2 separate regions of the Homo sapiens genome follow, and region 1 is linked to region 2. Evidence: read pairs that join two places in POLR2A ChIA-PET (ENCODE). Cell type or tissue: endothelial cell of umbilical vein. All regions are shown on one strand. Links, peaks and the distances in the headings refer to the core of each region. The heading gives the core; the rest is flanking DNA.

Region 1 (9,801 bases), core at 2,671-6,670, 65 kb before region 2:
ACATCTGCTAATTCTTGCTTTCTGTATTTTGAAGCTTTATCAGTAAGTGAATGCACATTTAAAATTGTTAAATTTTCTTGACACATTCACCTGTTTCATTTTGTCATTATCAAATGTTTCTCTTAGGCCAGGCACGGTGGCTCACACCTGTAATCCCAGCACTTTGGGAAGCTGAGGTGGGTGGATCATGAGGTCAGGAGTTCAAGACCAGCCTGGCCAAGATGGTGAAATGCTATCTCTACTAAAAATACAAAAAATTAGCCAGGCGCAGTGACAGGCACCTGTAATCCCAGCTACTCGGGAGGCTGAGGCAGGAGAATTGCTTGAACCCGGAGGGCAGAGGTTGCAGTGAGCCAAGGTTTCACCACTGCACTCCAGCCTGGGTGACAGAGTAAGACTCTGTCTCAAAAAAAAAAAAAAAAAGAAACAAAAAAAAAGCTTCTCTTAACTCTTGGTTATACTCCTTGTTCTGATGTCTGATATTAATGTAGCCACTACAGTTTTCTTATAATTACTGTTTACATGGTATATTGTTCCCCATCCTTTTACTTTTTAACTTAATGCATATTTATTTAAATAGCATATAGTTGGATATTACTTTTTAAATAATTCAATGTGAAAATCTCTGCCTTTTAATTGGAGTCTTTATTCCATTTACATTTAATGTAATCATTGATGTGTTTGGGTTTAAGTCTACCATATTCCTTTTTGTTTTCTATTAATCATATCTGTTCTTTGCTCCTTTTTTCTTTATCTCTGTCTCATTCGGGATTAAGTGAAATTTTTTTGTATTTCAATTGAATATTACTATTGGCTTTTTAGTTATGTGTCTTTTATTATTGTTATATTTTTAGTAGTTGTATAAGCTTTGCAATAAGCATCTTTATCTTGTCACAATCTAACTTTAAATAATAATATACCACTTCCTGAATAATGTAAGGACCTTACAATGGTATATTTTCCTTTTCCCCCTCCAATCTTTCGGCTCTTATTGTCATTAATTTTGTTGATACATATATTATAAACCTCACAATACACTGTTATTATTTTTGCTTTGAAGAGTCAGTTATCTTTTAATGAAATTAATAAATAAGCAACAAATCTTTCATATATATCCACATATTTATTATTTCAAGTTTTTAATTCTTTGAGGAACTTCCTTTAAACCCTTCTTGCAGGGCAGGTGTGTTGATGACAAATTATGTTAGCTTTTATTTGTCCCTAAAAGTATCTATATGCTTCCATTTTAAATACTATTTCCTTAGGTGTAGAATTTTAACTTGGCAATTCGTTCCTTAAACATTTTAAGGATACTGTTTTACCATCGTGTTACATGGTTTTGGATGTGAAATCTGTGCTCATTCTTTTGTTGTTGTTGTTGTTTCTATTTTTGTAATGTCTTTTTTTCCTCTGGCTGTATAAGATTTTCTATTTTTTCCTAGTTTTCAGCAATTTGATCATAATGTGCCTTGTGGATTGTGTTGTGTGTGTGTGCATGTGTGTGTGTGCATGTGTGCACATGTGTATGTGTTCTTATTCTTGCTAGGTTTGTTAAACTTCTGGAATCTCTGGAGTTGTTTTTTTCAAGTTTGGAAAATGTGTAGCCATTGTTTTTCTTCAAATACTATTTTCTGTTTTTCCTCTCTTTTTATTCCTGGAAATACAAATATGTGTACGTTGGACTGCTTGTTATCGTCCCAGATGTCAACAAGACCCTGTGTTAAACTTTTATTTAATCATTTTTTTTCTTTCCATACTTCAATTTGGATATCTTCTATTGCTACGTCTTTAAGTTCATTGATGTTTTCAGTGTTTAATTTCCTACTTATCCCATCTTATGAATTAATTTTTCACTTCAGGTATTGTATTTTTAAGCTTTAGACATTTACCTGGCTCTTTTTTTAAAAAAAAATTTTTATTTTCTTCCTCATTATTTTAATGGTTTTCTTTAAATTTTTGAGATATTTATAAGAGGTGCTTTAAAGTCTTTTTGCTAATTCCACCATTTCTGTTATTTAATGATCTGTTTCTAGTGGTTGATTTTTCTTTTAGTTATGGGTCAGGTTTTCCTGATTCTTTCTACGTCTTTTAAATTTTGATAAAATGTTGAATGTTTTGAATATTACATTACTAAGTGTCTGGATTTTGTTGTCTACCTTTAAGGAGTATTAAAATTTGATTTTGCAGTAAGCTTCAAGATCAGCTCGATCCTTCTGAGGCTTGTTTTTAAGCTTTCTTACGTTAGTTCTAGAGATAGTCTTTACTCTATGGCTAGTTTAGATTTACTCTTAAAGAGTGATCCTTTGGGGTTTTTACTGAACGACCTGAAATTTCAACAAGGTTTTAAATTCTGTTGGTCAGATTTTGAATCTCTTAGCCCTTTTGAAATTCTAGCACATATCTAGCTTACAGTTTTCTATTAGTTTTTTGCTTGGATATTTTACCCTCCTCATGTGTACTTAGCATATAGCCAAAGACTCAAGGAAACCCTTGTGCAAATTTTGAAACTTTCTCTGCAGAGTTCTCTCCTTCGTAGCACTGTACACCACAAATTTTTGCCACCTTATCCTTTCTGATCTTCAGTTTTTGTCTTAACCTGGTGAGAACACTCTGCTTTGCTTGGCTTCCCCCTTCCTATAATATGGTCCACTAGGTGCCCTCAGGCAAAACACTGTGTGATTGTAGGGCTTATCTTATTATCTCCCTTCTATCTATGATCACATTCATGTGCTGCTTGTTGGCCAATGTCTGAAAACAGTGGTTTCATATATTTTATTCAGTTTTCTAGTTGTTTACAGTGGGAAGACACATCTGGTACCAGTTAATCTCTTATGGTCAGGAGCAAGAAGTCCTTCCCTTATTGTACTTTTAATTTTTATTTCTCTTATTATGAGTGAGATTTGATACTTTTTCATATGGTTAAGGGTAATTTGCTTTTGGGTGTTTTTTTAACTAGCCCATTAAAAAATTATATCTTTGAACATTTTTTTTCTCTCTCTCTCTCTCTACTTTTTTCCACCTTGTCATTTGTATCTTTATTTTTGGATGGTATTGCTTGCCATGTGAACAAACATGAAAATGTTTGTTCAAATATATATACATTTATATAAAATAAAATTTTACCAATCAAACCCATCCACATTATGGAGGAATTCATCCATGTTTTCCTCTAGTACTTGGGTAGCTTCAATTTTTACATGTAAAATCTATTTACGTGGAAACTGTTCTGATGGGTAGCATGAGGAATACATCCACTTCATCCACATTTATTTTTTTACATATAATTCTCTAGTTATTCCAATGCTACTTGCTAAAAAGTCCATCTTTTTCTTCACTGACTTGACATGCTGCCCTTATCATATACTAGATTTCCATATGCAATTGGGTCTGCTTCAGGGTTTTACATTTTGTTTGATTGTTCTGTGCATTAAGCACTTTGTGGTACTTGAGGCACTGTGGTATGTGATATACCAGGCAGGACTAGACTCCTCACTGTTGCTCTTTGATTTCCTGGGTATTTTGGTTTATTTGTTCTCTCAAAATGAACTTTATAATCAACTTGCTTAACTCCAGAAAGGAGTGGAGGATGAGTGGGAGGTACTTATTATTCAGAGGGTAAAAAGTCTATAGAGAAAGTTCCATTTCAGGAGCATTTTGAAGATTAAGTTTTCTGAAGCAGGTGTGGCAGGGAGGAGTAATTGGGATAAAGCCATTTGGGAAGTTGGAATCAGACAGAGACATTGATGTTTTAGGAAACTACTTAGAAAAAACACAGAGAACAGAAATCCAAAAATAACAATGAAAGAAATAATAATATATCTTATTCTTTTTGTGTTAACCTGATTTTATGTGCCCCATTGCAATTTTTAGAGTTGATTTTTCCTAACTTTGGCATTTCTCATCACATAAAGGGATAGGATTGTCTGATGCCCTTTCATATAGGAAAAGGCCCACCTGATCCAGTCTTAGTCAGATATGTGCACTGGACTGAGTAGACACTAGCAGTGATGGCCTGCTGTAAGCCACCTGCCTTTGGTGTAGTGGGTGGGGCAGGGGATGGAGATGGGTAACAATGCCTTAGCCAAAGCTCAGCCTTTGAAATTAATCAGATCTGGGCTCAAATCTCAGCACCACTACTTCCTAGTCATATGACTTGGGGAAGTCAGTTTCCTCATTTGTAAAAAGAACATACTAATGTTTATCTCAGAGATGCTGAGCTGGTTAAGTGTAACAAAAACAGTAGTAGTCTCTTCTCTCATTGTTGTCTATTTTTCTTTGGTCTTTAATGCCGATTGACACATCCAGGAATCACAGAAATGGTCTTGGCTTTTTTTTTTTTTTTTTTTTTTTTTTGAGATGGAGTCTCGCTGTGTCACCCAGGCTGGAGTGCAGTGGCACAATCTCGGCTCACTGCAACCTCCACCTCCTGGGTTCAAGCTATTCTCCTGCCTCAGCCTCCCAAGTAGCTGGAACTACAGGCACCTGCCACCATGCCCAGCTAATTTAACACAGATTTCTGAGTACCTATTGTGTGAGTCAGGCACTGCCAGGCTACGTAGGGACATAAAAACCAATTCTAGTGAAGTTCTTGTGGTTATGTGATTTCTAGATAATTAGGGGGAGACTAAAAGTTAAATCTCAATTTTATTTTGAAATCAGTTTCTGATTTCCTGATGCATAATGGGAAACAATAGGATTCAAGGTATACTAAAACCCCTCAGAATGTCCAAGAATTACAGTAGATAGCCAAATAATTTCCTTAGCCGCAAATATATTCCATGATCTGGAAATGAATTATACATGATAATTTTTGATTAATTCCTCTTGGCATTTTTACTATAAATTAATTTCTTAATTTAAACAAATGCTTAATCAGAGGTGTTCTGTGCTCTTCACAGGTACTGAGATATAAAAAGATATATACATATTCTGCATTCCCCCAATTGTTTATAATTTTATTATTTTAATTGATGGCTTTAAAAAATAATTTGTTCAGATCAGTGCAATATTCTGTGCCTTTCTGAGATTTACTCTATTGTAAGGAGTAAAACCCTCAAACATACATGTAAACAGAAACGCTTAACACCAAACACCACACAGCAAATAAACCCACTCAAAATTTTCCATCTCTAAGTATAAGCACCTTATTGACAATCTCTTCTTTCCCTATGTTAAATATAAGTGAGGTGTGTACTTAGCCCCTTGTCATTGTAGTCTTGTTAGAAATGCATCTAGACTCCCATAGAGGTGACTTTCTTCCTGTTTCACACAAGTTACTATAAAATGTGAACTATCATGGTTTTGCATTATATTGACTCAAGGGTATTTAACAAAAATAAAAGCATCAACTCACATGCATGTCTTTCTACTTTAGGCAAGGGCAAGATTATCATTGTGCTTTTCCCACTGTATCAGATCTACTGCTCTCTGCCTAAGCACTAATGGTCTCAGTGACATTGAACAGATGAATTATTTCAAATTTAGTTTCTCATCTGTAGATTCAATTGTGGTGTCCTCTTATGATGTGAGCTGGTAGAGCTACCAGACAAAATATAAGATGCCCAGTTAAATTTGAATTTTAGATAGAGGATGAATATATTTTTAGTATAAGTATATCCCAAGTATTGCATGAGGCATACTTATACTAAAAAAATTCAGTCTTTATCTGAAATTCAAATTTAACTGATGTTCTGTATTTTTTAATTGTAACTAAAGAAATTATATTGTAAATTATAAGTTAAAATTTTGTAATTAAATTGTAAATTATAAATTAAAAATTGTATTGTAAATCGACAAGTTATAACCATATATATTTATGGGGTAAAAGTGATATTATGATATATGCATAAAAAATGGAATAATTAAATCAAGCTAATTAACATACCCATCACCTTACTTATCATTTTTTGTGGTGAGAACATTTGACATTTACTCTCTTATTAATTATGAGATATACAACAAACAATTAATAACTATAGTCATCATGCTGTGAAATAGACCTAAAAAAAAACCCCTTATTTCTCCTGTCTAACCGAAGATGTTCTGTATTTTTATTTCCTAAATCTAGCAACCCTAGTTGTTTGAATTCTTGGAAAGAGAACATTCTCACAATATTTGTACATACCTAGGATGTTTAGTACAGAAGTATGTCTAATCTGTACTAACCTGTGTGTTTGCTTTAGGACAAGTGTTTTAGGACATCAGTGCGTAAACCCTGACTGGAGGCCTTGGTACATCCTACCTGTTCAGCATTAGAACCTTTGGAATAATGAAATAGGAGAAACTACTCTGGGAATGAAAACACCCCCAGGCTGCTTTCCTTTCTGTTGCCCCCAGTCCATAGGGAGTCAGTCACTCTGAGCTGGATTACGGGGCCACTTTCTGCTGTCTGGCTCAGCATGAGACTGGGTGTTTCCATTTCACCTCCAACAGGTCACAATAGGAACAAAGTTGCAAGTCCAAGTTCAATATTTGGCTTCTGTTAAATATTTTACAACTACTCATTTTTCATGCCCAGAGTTTCCTTTTATTGAATTTTGATGTCTGATTCTGTCTCTTCCATAAGAATTAAATCCACTCACACAAAGGTTCAATCTGAAACTTGTTGTGAGGAATTCTCCCCCTTAAGTCTGGGTATCCAGGGCCACTAGCAATGGTATTGTTCTCCTATGTTGCTCCCATTGTAATGAGCTTACAATCCGAATCTTTAGATCTACTGCAAGTTTAATTGAAAGAAGCATTTCAGCACTAAGATCTATTATCCAGTGAATTGAAGGGGAAGTAAGAAACTAATACTGATGCGTGTCTAGGGTCCACAAACATGCCCGATGAACAAGTATGTTAGCTTATAATTTATTTTGAAAAGAGGCTTGAAATACAAAAATGTTAAATAATGCAAAGAGGTTGATATCTATAAAGAAGTCTGACATGTCCTCTAGAGCATGAGCCCTTTTTCCAAATAAGGGTCCACATCTACAAGTGGTCAGTTCTTAATTACATGGGGAAACAGAAGTGATAGGGCGAACATGTCCCATTCTTGGGCCAGCATCTGAGTAGGAGAATTACCATTATCAAAGGCCTACACACTTATCACATGAAGGCAATATGTGTTTTTAAAGGGGCAGGTTGTGCACAGGAGTGCCTCTGCTTAGTGGTGGCTTCTTACTGGTCTGTGAAATTCATATAATTGTTCTAAGAGGTCACTTGGCTATAGTAGGCTGATTTTGGTCTTGACCAAACTGCTGGTCACCTTTACCGAATTGCAAACATGATTTCTACAATTGTTGCCCTTGTTTAGCACATGAAAAATTTTTGTCCAGAAGAAACTTCTTTTAGTCTTCTATATCATCCAGAAAGAGGTCCTTCCACATCCAGATGTTTCAGACAGTGGACTACGTAGGGAATCAACATCTGTTATTGATTGATTTGTGATCTTTCCTCTGCCTTTGTTGAAGGTTTTAGCAAGCAGCAAAATGACCAAAAAGCAAGGGATCAAATTTGACTCAGACTAATAAAAATCTGACCCTTGTCCTAAGCCTCTGGAGTTTTGATTGAGGTTGTGAAACAGTTGTGTTTATGAATCTAGTTAATTGAGCTCTTACTTAGAATGCTTTCACTTATTGCAAACTATTGAAATGCAAGTGCATTTTAGAAGCATCTGTGTACTATATTCATTAAGCTGCATGTGTCTTCCACATGCCAGTGACTTTTGCAAATCCAGGAAAGGCATTCTCCTTCCCAGAACTTGTAGTGGTTCCTAGGATGCTGAAGTCCCATAATTTTATGGATTCTGACGTTAAGTATTTCAAATGCCATCAAGTTGAAATTTGGCAAAACAATTTATATTCTAGATATATTTTTAAAAACTCTCTGTTTGATGTGCTTGGGATGCTATCTAAAATGAGAGTCAGGAATGTGAGAATCCATTTCTGTGACAAGCAGGTGAAGACCATGCCTTTTTAGGGGGTTGTCTTGTAGCAGCAAAGTCCTGGGTAAGTTAAAGACAGGAATGGGAATGTAGTGCAAGTTTCCATCCCTTCCTCCAGCTATTTATGGTCGTTAAGGGCTGAAGGAAGGAAGAAGGTTTCGAGAAGGGGATTTGGAGGAAGAGAGGAAGAGGACACAGGGGGACAGCAGGAGCTGCAGCCACCATGTGGTGACTCTCTTGAATGGCTGCTAGTTACCAGCTTCTGGCATGATTCTTGAGTGAAAGACCTTGAACAAACTTGTTTCTAGTGGCAGAAGTTGAGGAGACATCAGGGGACAATTTGAAGGAGGCTGCAGGTTTGCACAGGCCCTTGGAATACTAAGCTGGCCACAATCAAATAGTAATGTTGGCCAGATATGGTGGCTCACACCTGTAATTCCAGCACTTAGGGAGGGCGAGGTGGGAGGATCACTTGAGCCCAGGAGTTTGAGACCAGCCTGGGCAGCATGGCAAAGCCCCATCTCTACAAAAAATACAAACATTAGCCAGGCGTGGTGGTGTCTGCCTGTGGTCCCGGCTACTCAGGAGGCTGAGGTGGGAAAATCGCTTGAGCCTGGGAGGTGGAGGTTACAGTGAGCCATGACTGCACCACTGCACTCCAGCCTGGGCGACAGGGCAAGACTCTCTCTCTCTCTCTCTCTTTCTCTCTCTCTCTCTATCTATCATCTATCTATCTATCTATCTATCTATCTATCTATCTATCTATCTATCATCATCTATCTATATAAAATGTTACTTAAACCCTTTTGGTCTCCATAGGCTGGTGAGGCCAGTGGTCTGAGATAAGTAATGTAACTTGCAAATAGCCCTGGCCATCATGAGACATCCCAATTTATTGAACATCTTCTGTACTTTTCATCCATATCACCCTTCAAAGGTATCCAAGCTATCTGGGGAACTGATAATAGGCATGTGCAAGACACACTGCTGGCCAGGTGCACCTTTTTGTAAGAATACTATTGACTATAGGAGTTTCAGCCTATCCTTTTAGAACAGTGTTTCCCAAATTTTTTCCAAAGCATAAGAACCTTCTGAGTCATTTGTTAACATACAAATTCCCAGGCCTGTCTCTTGGAGATTCTGATTCAGGAGGTTGGTAGGAGAGTGAGGCAAGGTGGCGAGTGCTGGCATGAGGTCTGAGAATCTGTATTTTTAATGACCACCTCGGGATCTTTATGATCATTAAATTTAGGAGATGTTTACTTTAGATGGGATTAATGTATAAAATGACCTGGTTGGCTGGATTTTGCCCAGCATTTGATGTCTGGGATTTAATGAATAAGTACATCATGTTACCTTATTTATGACTTTTCTTAATTTCATAGATTTTGGTACATTTCTCTTTTAGGCCTTATTAGGTGGGAGTTCAAATCTTTTAAGTCTTTCTTCCGTGAAAACTGCTTCACCCACATGTTTCCAGCCATATCTGGATATTGAGTGCAAGGACCAGAATAGCATGCAGTTTTTCAGATGTTGATGTATTAATTACCATTGCGTTCAGGAGGGTAAGAACAAGCCTTCACCTCTATCCCTTCGCCACTTCCAGACTGCATCTCTTCATCTCTGCATTCCAACCACATAGAACAGCCTCTTTAGAACTCCATGGCCTGCCCATCGGTCTTTTTTCTTCCTTTGCGGAACACCAAATCCTTTCAACCTATCTACATCTACCAAACTCCCACCACTTTTGTTTGTTTGTTTGTTTTTGTTTTTGAGATGGAGTCTTGCTCTGTCTTCCAGGCTGGGGTACAGTGGTATGATCTTGGCTCACTGCAACCTTGGCCTCCTGGGTTCAAGCAACTCTCCTACTTCGG
Region 2 (9,801 bases), core at 3,774-7,773:
TCAGGTATATAGCATTTTACTTCTGTTTTAAAAGAATACTAAAATTTAAAAGCAATGAAATAAGATTGTAGTTAACTATTTTTAACTTAAATGATTTATTTCTACTTTTTATTATTCACACATTTTCAATTGATACCATAAAGAGAAGTAGAATAGAGATGGTTCAGGGCTTGGAATCAAGTCATTAATAGATAGTAGGCTCAGAATGAAATAGACATTGTCTTGTAGATAATAAAGCATCATGGGCAAAATAAAATTTTAAGAACTGGGAAGTTTTGACTAAACTTTTTCTAAAGAGTTGTTTTGGGGATCATGTTGCCTTGGCATGTGTGGTAAAGTTTTTCCAGATATTTTTCCATGGAAGATAATTGGTAGTGTTTTCAACATGTTTTGAAGTTCAGACATTGCCAAAGACTTCCAAAAGAAAGAAACTTCTGTTTGATGAAGAGTAAGATCTTTATAATTTGAGACAAAGCAGTTCCTCAGTCCCAACCCCCTATCTATTCCTGACAAATGCACCCAGATCTCATTCAGGCTCAAGGCCTGAGTCTTATTGCATGCGTGTTTCTGTCTTGGTGTTTCCAATTGCATCCCAGCTACTTGGTTGTGCTTCTCTTGGTTTAGCCTCATGAATAGCTAGAATTCAGTTAGACTCTTGGTCCTCTGGGAAGGCCTGATAATTCCCAGCAAAGCTTGGTTATAAAGTTTTCCTGTGTCAGCCAGCTTTTCCAACTTGGAATCTTCAAGATCTACACTACAGCTCTACCATATTTCCATTGGTAAACCCTTCCTCTTCTCTGGTAGTTTTGGTACCATGATTAGTGACAGGGAGTTAACATTATTGTGCTTTTCTGGTGTTCCAGGCATTGTGTCACGGTTTTCAGACACAATTTACTTAACACTTTATCTTGGAAGCCGGCATTTTAATTCCCACTAACAATTGAGAAAATGGGGCTATGAGAAATTTAAAATATTGTCCAAGGGCTCCCAGTGAGTGAGTGACAAAACCCGGATTAAAACCTATATTTTCCAGGGGCACAAGACTCTGTGCCCTTTCTAGTGCACCACAATTCCTCTAAAGAGAAAGAGGGACTTCTCTGAAATGGGCAAATGACCTAAAGCAATCTGGGTCATAACTGGGACTGGTTTGGAGCTAAGAATCACTAGGCAAATCAAAGTAAGTCAAGAGCAATGGATCTCAACTGGGTTGGTTTTGGTTCCCAGGGAACATGTGGCAAAACCTGGAGATGTATTTGGTTGTTACAACTGCGAGATGGGTGCTACTGACATACGGTGGGTAGAGACCAGGGATGCTGATAAAGATCCTACAATGCACACGTTGCTAATGTAAACAGAAGCAGACCAGAGATGGGTTGGAGTTTGGAATCAGTTCCTTTATAAATAGGCTCAGAATGAGAAGATTACTGTCCAATACACAATATAATACAACAAAGCCTCCCACAACAAAGAGTTATCTAAAATGTTAATAGTGCCGAGGTTGGGAAACCCTAGTCTAGAGGACTGGCATCTCATCTTGGCTTTTCCAAAGGGTTGTGAACCTGAATGTGTCACTTTGCTTCTCTCTACCTTGCTGTCTTCAACTCTGATGTGGTTTGGATGTTTGTTCCCTCCAAATCTCATGTTGAAATGGGATCCGTAATGGAGGTGGGGTCTGGTGGCAGATGTTTGGGTCATGGGGGTGGATCTCTCATGAATGGCTTGGTGCCCTGCCCATGGTAATAAGTGAGTTCTCACTGTGTTAGTTCTCATGAGAGCTGGTTGTTTAAAGGAGCTGGCTCCTCCTCCTTCCTCTTTTGCTCCTGCTCTTGCTATGGGACATGCCTGCTCCCTTTTCACCTTCCACCGTGTTTGGAAGCTCCCTGAAGTCTTCACCAGGAGCAGATGCTGGTGCCATGCTTGTGCAGCCTGCAGAACTGTGAGCCAATTAAATCTTTTTTCTTTATAAATTACTCAGACTTAGGTATTCCTTTACAGTGATACAAATGGACTAACAAATTATGAAGTATGTTTGTAGAGATACATGAACTCTATGATTCTGGGGTTCATTAAAGAAGGTAACTAGGCCAGGCACGGTGGCTCACGCCTGTATTCCCAGCACCTTGGGAGGCTGAGGTGGGTGGATCACCTGAGGTCAGGAGTTCAAGACCAGCCTGGCCAGTATGGCAAAACCCCGTCTCTACTAAAAATACAAATAACTGGGCGTAGTGGCAGGCACCTGTAATCCCAGCTACTTGGGAGGCTGAGGCAGGAGAATTACTTGAACCCACGAGGCAGAGGTTGCAGTGAGCCAAGGTCGCAAGGTCGCACCATTGCACTCCAGCCTGGGCAACAAGAGTGAGACTCCCTCTCACAAAAAAAAAAAAAAAAAAAAAAGAAGGTAACTAAAAATGCCCACACTTGAAAAACCAAAACCAAAAATGGGGGTAATCCTGCTTTTCACCAAATCTGGGCAAGTATTAAAGTATACTAGAGCTGGAGTTTTAAAAGTTCTGATTACCTTTACATGAACTAATAGGAAATAGCTATCTTTTTCTCCCTAAATTATTACTGGGGTAGCATCCTCTCCTTCCAACTGACTGCTTCAATTCACCTTCCCAGTCGGCTGCTGTTGCTGCTCTGATAGCCATAGCCAACAGCTCCACTTATATAGATTACCGTTTTGTTAGAACAATCTTTATCAGCCTATGTTAGCTTTCTCTTGAATCACTTGAAGAGGAGTCTTGAGTCTTCCCTTAGAGTGTGCTAAGGATTTCAGTTTTTAAAAAATGAGTTGGATTTCAATAAAAGTGTGACTATTAACATAAGTTATTTCAAATATTTCATGCAAAGTTGCATACTTCTGGGGCTCAGAGTTTGGAAAGAGCATCAGAACACAGAACTGCTGAATTTGTGTGCACAGACACAAAACCTTAAATCAGCTTAAATTCATTGTGCTAGTCTAACTTCTGTGATGTGAACAATATATATATATCATATGGCCAAGTGTTTTTATCAAATTTTCAATAACCTATTTTGTATTATTTATATAATAGCACATGGAACTTAGTGGTTAGAATATTAATACTAACTAAAAAACATACCTAGTTACTTTTTCTTAGAACAGAAGATAGATGATTCTCTTCTAAGAACACTAAATGGGAAATACTAGGTAATATTTTCCCATGCCCCAGTAATAGGAAATATAATAGAATTTGGTAAAAAAGAAAATTTGCTTTTGGTGTGACTGCAACCGGCCAAATGAAATCACATATCTGCCATTCAATGCAGAAATCAGTTTGTGTGGTAAAAAAAAAAAATACTTCCAGTAATCATGAGCTGTTTTATTCTTCTTTTCATTGTTTTTTGTTTGTTTGTTTGTTTGTTTGTTTTCTTAAGAACCAAAGGTACAGAGCATAGGTTTCCCAGCACCCATCATGAAATAATATTCCGGAGGGTAATATCCTTTTTTCATGTGGATAGGTTAGAGTTGTTGCCAAGCGATCATTATTTAATGACTTCTGCCAAAGTAGTTTACATCGTTGTCCTGAACTGATGGATGTCTCTATCAGGAGAAAACAGCTGTGGTAGGTTTCCTTGTTACTAATTTAAACAAGGCCCAAGAAGAAAGGCCCAGTGAGACAGATGTTTCAGTAGAAAGATTCCCTTATTAACAAATAGTAATTAAGTGTACTATGTACTATGGGGTAAAAGAGAAAGGAGTAGGTCTGTTATCTAGAAAGTATATTGGCTTTGTGGTCAGAAAGGACCAGTCTCAAGTCCTCACTCTACCATTACTAGTTACATGAGCCTGGACAAATTCCCAAGCTTTTTTGAAGCCTCAGTTTTCCTATCTGTGAAATGTGGATATTATCTTCCTCATTGAGTTTTTTTTTAAATGATTTAAATGAAACAAAATATGTAAACTGACTTAAAATAGACACTTAATAAATATTAGTGTTCTTTCCACATGCACACTGCTCATATTCCTCCCGTCATCCTCCACAGCTTATATTACAACGGGAGAGAGAAGGGCATTGTAGAGTACCGTGCAGGGGCATGTGATTGGTATCATGCAAGAGAGAGACTCAGTACTCTGTAAAGGGTCACACCAGCCTGGTGACTTAGGAAGAAAAATAAAACTGAATGGGGACTAATCTCAACCGTCCTCACTTGATGGGACACCTGTACCCTACTTCTAGTTCCAGATTATGCATGAGTACCCATGGCTCTATGCATAACTCTGGCCCAGCCCTTCTTACCCTGCATTTTGTGTGTGTGTGTATGTGTGTGTGTGTGTGTATGTACAAATCCTTGGTTTCAATGCCCTTCCCTTGTCCATTCCTATGTTCTCTGGTCTACCTCCATAGAGCAGGTAAAAATAAATGGTCATAGAATGAATGAATGGAATGAGTGAGCTATACTAAGAACTGTCACTTTTGGAAATATCTAATGGAGAAGAGCATTCTAGGAAGAGTGACTTGCAACCAGCTTTCTCTCCCCTGTTTAAGGTAAATTTAGTAAATTGTGCCTGCCATGCTTTGTTATTTGCTGTGGGCAAATGGTTAAGAGGCCATTGCAATGATAGATTGTTTTTCTTTAGGCTCAGGCCCATGAAGAGGAGCAGGTTAGAGCACATTTCACTAAGATTCCACCAGCATCTTCACTTCATTGTAGGAGCCATGAGCAGGGTTCAGCTCTGCTCCTCATTTTACTGATTCTGGACCTGAGGCCCAGAGGGCACCGGCCACCGGCTCCCTCTTGCCTAGCCCACAATGCTGGTTGGAATGGTGATGAATAGGAACCAGCTCTTCCAATTCAGCTTAAACAAAATGAAACAAACCATCAAACAAACATTACCATTTGCTTTCTATGAGTCATTATTCTGGCTGTGTTTATTTATGGCCAAGCAGAGACCAACTGGTCAGTATTGCTCACTAAAGGCCTCTTAACCACCAGCTGGGCCACCAGGCGGAGAGACTAACTGAACCGGCTACAGTAAAAATCAAACTGTTTCTGTCACTGACCCAACATTTATTCCAGATACAGGATAACAGCTTTTATGTGATCATAAGTTTGCAGGAACAAGAAGTTAGAAGAATGTAACTGTTGCAGGCATAAACCGGTTTTCCCCAAAGTTAATGAGGCTTAAGCTTCTGGGCTTCTCACTTGTGTACAGACCCCACCCATACAAGGCCTTGGAAGGGTCTTAGCAATGTGGTCACAATATCATATGCTTTGCAACATTTCCAAAAGTTAGATATTTTTGTATTATTTTCCCTGAGAAAGATCTTTGCTCCTGCCTCCACCCTGATTATATGAGCTTCAGGCTCCAGAAAAATCTAGATCTGACCCTGGTTATGGGGTATTTTTCTCAAATTCTGATTGCTTAAAGAAAGAACACATAAAAATACTCCTTGGGCCAAAAATGGTTCATTTCCCCTGATTTCGATGTTCCCCTCCTCTCTTTTAGAAACAGCATCCCATAACTTTTAGCTGGGCAGTCTGGCTCAGCTAGAGAGTGTATTTCCCAGCTTCCCTTGCAGTTAGGTGTGGTTATGTGACTATATTTGAGTCAATAGGATGTGAGCTAATGTGAGAATGCACAAATTCTGGGCCTTAAAGCCTAAGCTACATGTCCTAAACATCCCTCTTCCTCCTTCCCACTGGCTGGAAAATGGTGATAACTTGAAGCCACAGGTGCAGGAGGGTAAGACTGCTCTCCCTGTCCTGGCCTGCTCACTCCAGACACAGGTATGAAAGAAATTAAGTCACTTAACTTTTGAGTCTATTAGTTATAGCAGTTTAGACTGTACCCTAATGAATTCACTTCCTCCTTCTTCCTGTCAAAGGAAATAAACAAAACTGAAATCCGACCCAGTAAGAATTTATCTCCATAATTACTCCTGAGCCTATGAACTACGAGTGAGTTTGTTTAAGATAGGCAAAGCTCTAGAAGTGTCCTTATTGATAGATCCTCTCAAGTTCTGTTGTCCTTACATTGTAAAGAGCACTGGACGAGCAGGTAGGGGATGAGGATTCTGTCATTTATAGGTACAGAGCAGGCACTCTGGCTCTCTGGGTCTTTTTATCCTTGACTGTGTGTATTGTGAGTAATTATTATTTCAACAGGGTCTTGGGAAGCTCAAATAAATCCATATATGAGATAGAACTTAAATTTTATATGTATTATTTTACTTTATTTATTCTTGAAATATCTAACAAACTTAATAATGACACAAACCTGTTAGTTTGTTGTAACAATTTATTCAGTGTTTAGCACCAGCCCTGCACCTTGTAAGCATGTAAGTGGTGATTTACTGTTAGAAATGATAGCTTTTGCTGTTTATAATACTTTGCTATTAATAATAATAATATATATCAAGTATTTTAAAACTGTAAAACTGCACAAATGCCTGTTTTTGAGCTTATTCTACAAAAATATAAGCACTTATTATTGTCAGATATGATGCAATAAAAGTAACTTAGGCAATATTTACAAGATACAAGTCTAGAGTGTAGTGGACATGAGAGAGGATGGCTGTGCAGCTCATAGTACCCTTAGTGACCCTGTCTGCGGTTTCATCCCTAGCTCCTGACCTCATCTGATTGGTTCAAGGATAGAGATTTTAGACCCAAGCTGGGCCAATCAGGTTCCCTATCTTGAGAGACTGAAGATGGGTGGAACCGAGTCTGGGGCTCTGAGAGGGAGGTCACTGGTACTGTCTGAGTTTCTGCTCTTCTCGCCCTCCTCTCCATGAGCTGTATCCTTCCCATAACCTGCTTCTTGCATTAGCCAGAGTCTGTTTCTCTGGCTTGTACCCAAAGAATCTTGACTGATACCTATAGGGAAACAATGTTTGCTCTTCTCAAGTGCCTGCCTTGAGATTACATGCCTCTAAGATTTGTATAGAGGACAATAAGAATAAGAGCTTATTGATAAGGCTGAACAAAACTGGGGAAACAATATAAATCCAAAAATTTTTGAAAATTTTATCCAGCTTTCTTCAAATTATTGACTTGGCAGGTATAATGAAAAATATTAAAGCCAAGTAGAAATGTTTTTCTTATCAAGTTATAAAACTATATGAGACTAAACAAAATCAAATTAAGGCTAAATTAATACATTTTGTGTAGAGAAAATAAATACATGATTAAATGTTTCATGGTATCTTTACCTAAGACCACGATGCAGGAGAACCTTGACCCAATTGTAGCAATGTGTGAGCCACCAGAGAGCCTCACTCTAGCACTCTTCCAAGAGGGAGGAGTTTGGTGGGCTATGGGCCTGTCTTGCCCTCCAAGGAGTGCTTTATCGCTAATGTACCAAATGCGCTAATTATAGTGCCGTTTTCTCTTTAAGGCAGTTCTTGAGCACAACCTCTTGAGAATAGTCTATCTCTGCCACTTGTAAAACTGCTATGAAGTGGGTTTTGAAACATAAACAATTACATGGATAATATATGTGGGAATAGACTATTGTTAAAATAAAAATTATATTTATCTTCAGTGGCATAAAATGGAATGTGTCCTTTGCCCTGGTCACACTTTATCTGTCCCCTCCATTTTATAGGGATTTTTTTTTCTTAAATAAATCTTTCCCAAGCATAATAAAAATCTAATTGATCCTTTCTTTGGGGACGTTCATAACCAGATCTTTGATGAAATGCCCCATAATGGTTCTAAATGAGGTGTATTGAACTGTTTTGTCAATTCATTGCAGGAACAGTGGCATTGCCAATATTAAGCACGAGGTAAACAGATCTTATAAAAAGTACTACAGAAGGAGTATAATGTTTGCCTTTTAAAGCCACTGTTTTATATTTTAGATCTTTTAAATATAGTTTGAGAATGTTCAACACTATTAGATAATGAAACTAAAAATGCCATTCAATGTAAAGCCCCGCTAACAAGGCTTGGCTTTCTGTGAAGGGTATTGCCAGAAGTTCCCTTTTGCTTCTCTACCTTTCACAGCTCCCCAGACAACATTCATCCCTTCATTCATTCACTCAGTCACCCATCCAATCATTCCTTCATTCATTCACTCAGTCACCCATCCAATCATTTCTTCATTCATTCAACTATTGTTTATTAAATGCTCGCCACGAGCCATGAGGGGAACATATTTGAACTCAGCTTTGAATATGTCTTTGTTTCCAAAAAGTGTGTCTCTCAAGGTACACTGCCCATATGTATTTCTTACACTCACTGGTCTCCCCTGTGTTACTGGGAAGACTCTTTAACCCTCATTAAATGAATAAATCCCTGCTGCTGGTCATAGGGAGGACACCATAAATGCAGCTTCTCGAGAAGCAGTTCTATCTTGAACTGATGCTTGCAGTTGAGAGGCCTTCATGAGTTTCAGTTTGGGCTCGCATCTGAAACTCCATTTTGTTTTCTTCCTTGCCATATCTCAGATTAGTAGTTATCAGCACCTCTCCTGTCTCATTTTTACCTGCTCCCCAGGGCCTCCTGTAGTGACTTGCATGTTTGCAAGCCCCATGGCCTGTTTCTTCAAGTTGGGACATCCTAAACACATCCTCAAAATTGATAAAAATCTGTCTAGCTGTTTTGGTATGATGTGGTGACAAAAAAGATAGAAACTTAACTTTAGATGTATGGAACAAAGATAAAGCTTGGTAGTATGCTACAGAGAATTCCTGCAGGTTCAAAATGAGTTCAAGTGTGTGGCAACAAGGCTCTCTCCCTTTTGATGCAGATTCAGGAATTTGGATGCCATGAATTTCAATAGCATCAGCTTTGGTTTCAAGCGCCTGTTTCAGGGCTCCTCCCCGACTTTCCACCATCTGGAATCTGAGTGGTTAATGGGAGAGGCTGTAAATACCGAATCATTTTGTCTTCTCCTTGTCTGTCCCTGCAGTGGGGTTTGTTCACATGAAAGCTACATTCTGCAGGAAAGGCATCATGCACCAAGGAGAAAAATGGCATTTCTTGTCAACTTTGACTTTTTCACACACTTTCTCCAAATTCTACTCTGAGAGACTGTGATAACTTTTTTTGAAAGTCAGAATCTGAAGGAAAAGCTGCTTTCCAACTAGCTACAGGGGCATTTCTTGAGATGTAAAGTTGTGATTACATGTGAAAAAGTCTGACCATACTATGAATTATTAATTAACATTGATGTCCTATCAATCAGACAGTGCATTTATAGTTAGATATAAGTTAGAGCAAGTCAGCCATCCTAATTGGCACTCTGGAGGGAAGGAGACTCAGACAATCCCTGCAGAAACCCCTTCTGCTCTAGGGATATGGCGTCTATTTACCCTCCAGACAGTATTAATTCTTGCAAATATCTGGACAGCTTGTTGTTCCAGTGCCAGCTTTCACAAATTGCAGTATAAAGGAGGACCAGTTATTTATTGTTGGGTAACTAACCACTCAAGAGATAGCGGTGTGAAACAACAACCATTAATTTCTTGATTTTGTAATTTGTGCTGGGTTCATCTCCATGGTTCTTCTGCTTATCTTGCCTCCTGGAGTCACCTATGTGGCAATTGATTGGTGGGTTGCTTGGAGGCTGGCTGGTGGGGACCATCTCATTCATATGTGAGTGAATTGCTGGAACAGCTTGCTGTCTGGGCCTCTCTACTTGGCCTTATCCTCAAGGAAGCTAGCTTGGGCTTTCCTATATGGTGATAGCGGTGTTTCAGAAGAGTGAGAGTGGAAGCTGCAAGATCTCTTAAGGCCTGGGCTTGGAAGCCTCACAACAACACTTCTGTTGGTCAAAGTAAGTCACAAGCGCAGCCCTGATTCAAGGAGTAGGAAAATGGATTCCATCTCTTT

The links. ChIA-PET counts read pairs that join two places held together with the same protein. Peaks named below come from ENCODE experiments on the same cell type or tissue, not always from the same donor. Only the 100,000 strongest peaks of a DNase experiment are listed, where the experiment ranks them.
Region 1: POLR2A ChIA-PET joins it to region 2 with 6 read pairs; 2 of 35 experiments call an interaction of 5 or more read pairs at or near these places.

The regions. Positions count from the first base shown.
Region 1 is chr2:176,377,880-176,387,680 of GRCh38, forward strand. No RefSeq gene overlaps it. Among named protein-coding and RNA genes, the nearest start is that of MTX2, 110 kb to the left of the region's middle. In endothelial cell of umbilical vein, for the core only: no CTCF peak of the experiment used is centred there; no DNase peak of the experiment used is centred there.
Region 2 is chr2:176,441,330-176,451,130 of GRCh38, forward strand. No RefSeq gene overlaps it. Among named protein-coding and RNA genes, the nearest start is that of NRAL, 61 kb to the right of the region's middle. RefSeq lists an enhancer at 8,419-9,026 and a silencer at 8,592-8,886. In endothelial cell of umbilical vein, for the core only: no CTCF peak of the experiment used is centred there; DNase peaks (open chromatin) are centred at 4,912 and 5,772; H3K27ac peaks cover 1,658 bases.